2 separate regions of the Mus musculus genome follow, and region 1 is linked to region 2. The links are chromatin contacts, found by Hi-C or POLR2A ChIA-PET in ENCODE. All regions are on one chromosome and are shown on one strand. Each heading gives the region's core, a stretch centred on a gene start or an enhancer-like site at or near the end of the contact. The rest is flanking DNA. Distances are from core to core; before and after follow the strand shown. Region 1 holds the start of Tbccd1 (TBCC domain containing 1). Region 2 holds the start of Tra2b (transformer 2 beta).

Region 1 (3,737 bases), core at 161-2,660, 590 kb after region 2:
TATACAGGAAAATGGATATAACTGGAGATAACTATCTTGTCTAGATGACTATCTTGTCTCAGAGAAACAAATACATGTTTTATCTCAATGTGTGGCTCCTAGATTTTATATAGGTACTTAAAATCACATATGTGTATATGGCAATGCCAAATCACCTAGAGAAACAAAAGGAATAACAGCACAGAGAGAAAAAGGTAAAAATATATACATTATACAGTTTGACTATACAAGAAAGTACCATATACAATGACTATACACAATGAAACATTTTTAAAAGGAAGGGAGTTGATTATTCTGGAACATGCTACGATATTTAATAGGTGAGGATATATATCATTAAATTAGACAGCTTTGTAAGTTACCATAGACTTGGCCTTTTACTTTGAGTGCAATGAAAAGCCACTAAAGGTTTTAAGCAGGAGAGGATGATTTGACATAGTTTTTAAAAAGCGGGAGTGCGCTGGGGATAGTTCAGTCCATAAAGCTTGCCACTTACTTGCCATACAAACAGGGGGTCTTGAATTCCGCCCATTGTAGCAACTGCAACAACAACGTCCTGGATTCCCAGCACTCAAGAGACAGAGACGGTTCTCGAGCTCCTGGGTCCACCAGCCTAGTCTAATCTGTGATCTCCAGGTTCCCTAGTGCGCTCCCGAGTGCACACAATCATAGGGTGGAGAGCAGAGGAACTTTAAAATAGTGTATCAAGATATGAAGTTTGGAGGCAGGGAGATCGGTTATGAGACCTTTGCAAGCAGGAGATAATTATGACTCAGAGGTGGAGCTATAGTGGACAAGCACACATTACGGTTCACTGATAAAAATCTGAATAGGTTATGCAGGAAGCTAAGCTGAGAAGCTGTCCTAAACAACTAGTTGTCTGAGGTAAACAAAACTGGAGAAAAGAGCAACCGATGAACAAGCTCTAGTGCCTTTTATTGATTGCATGCTTGCTGTGTGCAATTCTGCTAGGAAACTTGCAGGAAAAAAAAAAGTTTAATTAATTCCCAACACTGCCAGAGAACGCTTTGCCTTAGTTCTGTAGAAAACAGGTTCGAAAGTGGGGTGGAGATGGGGCTGCCTCACCGCTACGGAGTGCTGGAAGCCGAATCTTAACTTAAGTCGGTCTCTATGGCGGCGTCTCTACAAGGTACCAGGTCCCTCTTTTCCACGGTAGCGAGACTGTAATAAGTTAGTACTGGGAGAGCCTATCCCCAGGCAAGACGCCCCACGTACTTTGACACCTCCTGGGGTTGCACTTCGGTGAGCGCTCGCAAGTCACGTGTGCACATGGCGTAGCTTCCAGACTGGTAGTAAGACCTCTCTCAAGCAATTGGTCGGAATCGGGAAGGAGCCTCGCGATTGGTGGACATTCGGGTTTCCTACAGCAGCGCGCTCTTTCTCGGCTCCTAACTCTCTCCGGTTCTCAGCCGCTTCCGGGCGGCGCGAACCTCTGACGTTTTCTCTTCCCATTGGCCGGCGGACACGACGGCTGTTCTGCTGTCTGATTGGCTTCCCGCGCCGCCTCGGAGGTGAAGTGTACCGCGCTGATTGGCTGCGGAGTGGCGGCCGCGTGTGATGTCCCCGGCGGCGATTGGCCCACGCCTGGCTGCTCGCCGGCTCTGGGGCTCCCGGAAGGTGGCAGCTGAGGAAGGGGCGCGCTACCTGTCTCCGCGGCCGGGCAAGAGAGAGACCCCGGCGTGAGGCGGCCTCCCTGGGCCGGAAGGGCTGGTCAGCCGACGCAGCGGCACCGGAGGCTGAGAGGGTAGGACCAGGGGACGCCATGGCCCCGCAGAACCTGAGCACCTTCTGCCTGTTGCTGCTGTACCTCATCGGGACTGTGATCGCCGGGTGAGGAAGGGGGCTCCCGCGCGTGCAGCAAGAGGCCGAGGGGCGGCCCTTGCTGAGAAGGACGCGGGTGACATCGAGGAGTGAGGGAGGGGCACTGCCGGGTCGAGGGACAAGGGGGTAGTGTGGGCCAGGCTGGCGGTGCAGGGCCAGGTTTCCCCCAGGAAGAGCGGGGGTTGGTTGCAGAGCCAAATACCACGTTTGGGGATTGGAGGGAGTTAAGTGGCTGTGAGCAGAAGAAGGGAGGCGGACGTCTGAGGGATGAGGCTCTTGATGGAAATGAAGGAAGCGAGTGTCAAGCTGGGGTTGAGATTATAGATACGTCCTTGACGTCTGAGTTCCAGAGTGGGACTGTGGGTTACCCAGTTTGCAACAAGCCTCCAAAAGGCTGACACTAAAGTGGGTGGGCCATGATGCCATGTCAAATGAGGAGAGCAAGAAAGGAAGCCAAGCTCAGACTGAAGAAAGTTGGCTTGAGAGAGCAGCAAGACACTTTAGAGAGACCTTGTACTTCCCACCTTCTTGGGCTAACGAACCTGAACTGTCTTCTTGCCTCGCTGCCTCTCACCATGGTTCCTTCCTGAGCTGGATGGTCTGAGTGACAACAGTTCTCTAACAGGCGATAAAAACTGGGATTCTAGTCTCATGCCACTCTTAGGAATCCTACAAGCTTGAAGGAACTGTGTCAAGTTCCTGAAATCAGGGATAACTGTGCCAACTTTCAGGGAGAAAGAGCAGGCTTAAAGTTTCTCCCAGCATTTAAATGCATGCACGACCCTATAGATGTGGTGACTTAGGATATGGTATGTTGGACTTGTGTTCTAGAATGCCTTCACCCTCAATCCCTTCTTTGGGCTGATGAAAATAGGTGGGTCAGAACTCAAGGTCATTTTCAGCTATCGACTGAGTTCCAGATTTGCCTGGCCTATATCACATGCTATTTCAAATATATACATAACTGCAAAAATAAAAACACACCAAAAGCTCATAGATGTCAGATTTTGACAATTTATAGGTTGTTCATAATGGGAAACTCACTGCTTAGCATAGCTTTTAAAGTTATTTTCTTTATTTTGTTTTGTTTTGTTTGCTTTAATCTTATCATTTCTTCTTTGTGACATACTTTAAATTTCTCAAAGTTGACATTTCTTACATACACTTTATTGTTTTGTTCTTGTTTGATTAAGCCACGGAGTACCCAAGGTACATCAACATACGATTTTGCATGTAGGAGTTGAGGTATGCTGGTCTCCAACTCAATATGTAGCTGAAGGCAGCGTTGAACTCCCTCCTGATCCTTCAGTCGTCACTTCCCAAGTGTTAGACTTGCAGGCATGAACGACCATTCCTGGAAAATACTAATATTGTTAATACTATAGTCACTCATAAAGCAGCCTCTGGGGAAATAATGCTGACACTCAACTATATCAGCCCCCCCCCCCTTTTTCTTTCTTGTATTTTTCTGAGCTATCATTTAACCTTTTCACTCTTAAATCTTTCATTATTCTCTGACAGTTTCATATACACACATATACCTACCCACAACTCCTTGCTCCCCCCACACATATACTTGCCCTGGGCACACCCCAATATGTTCCCGTCCTAACTTCATGTACCTCTCTGAGTCCGGTTAGTTAGTGCTGCCTTCTCACATGGTGACTATTTGTATTGGCTTGCTCAGGTAGGTCTTGTTCAGGTAACCATATCTTGAGTGAATTCATGAATACCATTTGCAGAAGACAAAATTTGACAACACTCCTTCCCACCCTCTGTGTTTACATTCTTTCTGTACCCTCTACCCATGAACCTTCGGGAGTGTGGGAGAGGGGTGGAAGGTTGAAACACCATTCCATTTAAGATTGATGTCTCAATACTCACTCACTTATTCT
Region 2 (4,143 bases), core at 65-2,564:
GTGGTTAAGTGTTCCTGTGAACTTTTTGCGAAAATAAAAACGTTAGTACAGGAAGGGCAAAACAGCCATTCTTATGATGCTTGTAAGCCGTTTCCAAACTGCAATTACCTGTTCACTGAGCCCTGGACTTCCGCATCTTCACGTGACAGTTTTTAATCTAAACTCTACAGCCACGCCACATGCGCCTCATTTGTTCAGCTTTGGGGCTGGGTCTAGTCCAGGCCCATTGTATACAATCTAATCAACCTCTACCGATTTTCACCCTCTGGGAGGTGGAAGCTTAAAAATAAAATCCCGTCGACTTCAGAGTTTAATAGCGCCATCAATTGTCGCCAATGGTTTCTCCTTCCCAAGTCCCCCCAGGGGTAGGGAGGCTCTATACAACAACGCCTAACGACCTTGCGTTCTATTCCAGTAAGCTCTCAACAATGGGAGAAACGCTGTAGCACAAAGCCCTCCAACTAACGGGGCCCCCAATCCCCCTCAGCCGTTTCCGTCTCCAGATGCTCCAAGAGCCCCCTACAGCTAGCTGTCCCTTACCGGGACCAGGAGGCCCTCCATCAACCGAAAAGCATCAGTCAGTCCCCATAGGCTCCCGGCCACACGTGGCTTTTCTCCGCTTCACCCTTGGACCCCGGGTGGCGAGGCGGCAAAGCCTGGCTGCAGGGAGCGGCGGCTCCGCCATTTTGTGCCTCTGGCAGCGCGCCCGGCCCGCGAGCCCAAGATGGCTGCGGCGCGGCTTCGCAGGAGAGCAACGGCGAAAGAAGATACCGTTCCCATCCCCCAACGCCGACGGACGCCGCGGCCATCTTTAGCCTCCCCCCGCCCCGTAACGGGGGGAAAGGAAAAAAAAAAAAAACGGTCGTGGCGGGTGCGAGGCACACAGCCCGCCCGCGGCCTCCCTCCGACGAGAAGCGCCGGCCACCAGGCCCTCCGGCGCCCCGGCTCCCTCCGCACGTCAGGCTCCCGACACCCGGCTGCACCGGGCCGAGAGGCCTAGAAGAAGTAGCAGGGTGGGGACCGCGGCCGCCCGCGCAACTCCGCGCTTACCCGCTCGCCGTAGTTCTGCTCGCCGCTGTCGCTCATGACTCCGGGTCGCTGTCACCGCTACGGGCCTTTCCTGAAGCTGTCAAGCTCCCGCCTTCCTTACAGAGGCTCCGCCGCAGCCTAGCGCGACGCCACACTTTTGCGAGGAGCTCGAAGCCGACACGCTCCGCACCACCTCCGCACCGGTCTAACACTGCCGGATGTGACGCCACGCTCTTTAACCTGGTCCCACCCACTCCCCCGAAGGCGCGCTTTCCTGGCCCCTCCCACTTCGACGCGCCTTCCAACCGCTTTCTCCTGCAGGGGCGCTTCCCAAACCGGACGTGACGTCTACCTTACCGCCCTGCCCCTCCCCTCCCCTAGTACCCGGCCACAGCGTGGCGGGAAAGTGTGCGCCTGCCTTTGGGCGTCTGTTGTGGTCTCCTCGGGACACCGTGATGTCCGTAGCCTTGCCACACTCGTTTCTGGAACCTTCTAGAGAACCGTCCTGGGTGGAAGAAGAGAAGAGATGGTTGTACATTCCTCCATGCCTTTGTTCTGTCTCACTAGTTTCCTCTCCTTTTGTTCTCTCATGATCTAGGAGAGAACACAGCCACACACTGGATTCTCACCTCCCGTTTATTTAGACTTAATTCTAGAGCTTTCCTTCCTAAATAAAACCTCCATTTAAAACTCTCGCAATTTAAACCGGGCATTAATGGTGCATGCCTTTAATCCCAGCACTAAAGAGGCAGAGACAAGCAGATCCCTGAGTTTGGGGACAGCTTGGTCTACACGGAGAAACCCTAGCTCAAAGCAAACAAACAAATTGAGGTTTGAGACAAAGCCTCATTGTGTTGCCTGGGTTGACCTTGAACCCACCGTGTATGTTATATAGCCTAGGCTGATGTTAGGAATGTATTAACCCTTCTGGGTCAGCCTCCCAAATCCTGGGATTATAGTTATGAACTATCAATCCTATGGCCTGGTGTGGTAATACACGCCTTTAAGGCGGATCTCTGTGAGTTCCAGGTAAGCCGAATATACAAAGCGAGTTCCAGGACAGTCAGGATTACACAGAGAAACCTGGTCTCATTCCCCACCCTGACTCCCACCTGGGGAAATGGAAAGGAAAGAAAGAAATGGAGAAAGGAAAGCCAGGCAGGGTGGTGCACACTTGTAATCCTTGTAATCGCAGCATGAGAGGTGAGCCCAAGGACAGTTAGCTGTTTAAGGCCAACCTGGGCTACATGAGCGGGCCCCCTTCAAAAAGTGACACAAAACAGAAAATAATTCAAGAGAAACGGGCCTGTAGTAATGGATTTCTGTTTGGGAGAAGCCGCCTGCCCTCTAGCCTCTAAGGATAGCATGAAAGAACACTGAAGATATCTATAGAAAACCATGCCAAATGAGTTCTTGAGATGAATACCATTTTGACAGTCTTCTTGTTTGGTTTGGTTTGGTTTTTTTTTTTTTTTTTTTTTTTTTGGTTTTTCGAGATAGGATTTCTCTGTGTAGCCCTGGCTGTCCTGGAACTCACTCTGTAGACCAGGCTGACCTTGAACTCAGAAATCAACCTGCCTCTGCCTCCCAAGTGCTGAGATTAAAGGCATGCACTACTGCCCAGCGACAGTCACATAGCTTCCGTGAATATTCTGAGCTACAGGATGATCCAACACTCGCAGTTTCAATGAATAAAACAAAAGCTAATTAATGAAAGAACTGTAGTTAATCTGGCCAGCCCAGCTTTACACAGTCACCAACCACGTCATCATTTCAACGTGAGCTCATGTCCACCAGATGGTGTCAAGCCTCAACAAGACCAGACAGCCCTGGGCAGCAGCTCCACATCTGGCCAACATTACTAGTGCCAGCTACTAGTTCCAACAGCACTAGCCAACATCAGCTCCCTAATATTTACTGTCTAAGTTTTCTTCTTCCTGTACTATGGATCGAACCCACAGATTTACCATTCCAGGCAAGCACACCACAACTGTACTGTGACCTCCGTCCCTCAGTTACATACCCTTGCTTTTTTTTGGGGGGGGGGGCTGTCAAGACAGGGTTTCTCTGTATAGCCCTGGCTGTCCTAGAACTCACTTTGTAGACCAGGCTGGCCTCGAACTCAGAAATCCGCCTGCCTCTGCCTCCTGAGTGCTGGGACTAAAGGTGTGCGCCACCACACCCGGCTATACCCTTGCATTTTTAAGCTGCAGATATTCTGGATCACTTATTACTATGGTTTTCCCATTAGAGTTGGGTGTGGTGGCACACCTATAATCCCAGCACTTGAGGAATAGGGGCAGGAGAATCAAGAGTCCAAAATTAGAGCCAGAGGTGGTGGTGCACGTCTTTAATCCCACCATTTGGGAGGCAGGGGCAAGCCAGTTTCTGAGTTGAATGCCAGCCTGATCTACAGAGTGAGTTCAAGGACAGCTCAGGGCTACACAGAGAAACCCTGTCACAGGGTGGGTAGGTGGATGTGGAAGAATAGTTTCCTGGAGGTAATGTCATGGAAATGTTCCTCACTGTTCACAGTTGCCAAATTTTTTCAAATTTTCTTCATGGAAATTTGATGGGGGTGTTGGTATTGTTTTACATTTGTTCTTTCAGGTTGTGTGTGTGTTCAAAAGAGTGCACACATGAATCAGATCCCATTACAGATGGCTGTGAGCCACCATGTGGTTGCTGGGACTTGAACTCAGGACCTCTGGAAGAGCAGTCAGTGCTCTTAACCACTGCGCCATCTCATCATCCCCCAACACCTAGTTTTTGTTTGGTGTTTTTTTCAAGACCAGGTTTCTCTGTGTACCTTTGCCTCCCATGGAACTCACTATGTAGCTCAGGCTGGCCTTGGACTGAGATCTCCCTCTCACGTGCTAGAATTAAAGGCATTTGCCACCAGTGCCAGGCCCACGTGTTCTTTTGAGATAGGGTCTCTCCTGGATTCTGGGGCTTACTGATCAGACTAGCCCGGCTATCCTGCAACTGCAGCACTGACTATAAACCCTATAAACCGTCATCATCCCATATTTTTAATATGGGTTTGTTGTTGATTTTTTTAAGATATTGTATTAGAGGGCACTGGCGAGATGGCTCATTGTTCTTCCAGAGGAC

The links. Hi-C counts contacts between places; a loop is a spot of excess contacts on that map. ChIA-PET counts read pairs that join two places held with the same protein, here RNA polymerase II (POLR2A).
Region 1: a map of heart shows a loop between it and region 2 (4-fold over the local background). The contact joins the promoter of Tbccd1 here to the promoter of Tra2b in region 2. A Hi-C loop is called at or near these places in 1 of 37 maps with a recorded cell type or tissue (heart). POLR2A ChIA-PET finds 5 or more read pairs at or near these places in 1 of 5 experiments (embryonic stem cell).

Annotation. Positions count from the first base shown.
Region 1 is chr16:22,856,259-22,859,995 of GRCm38, forward strand. It overlaps Tbccd1 (TBCC domain containing 1), which reads right to left and starts at 1,411. Exons shown (of 8, transcript NM_001081368.2): 1 at 1,087-1,411. Dnajb11 (DnaJ heat shock protein family (Hsp40) member B11) reads left to right here and starts at 1,587. Exons shown (of 10, transcript NM_001190804.1): 1 at 1,587-1,851. The coding sequence starts at 1,784.
Region 2 is chr16:22,264,691-22,268,833 of GRCm38, forward strand. Tra2b (transformer 2 beta) reads right to left here and starts at 1,315. Exons shown (of 9, transcript NM_009186.5): 1 at 1,051-1,315. The coding sequence starts at 1,086.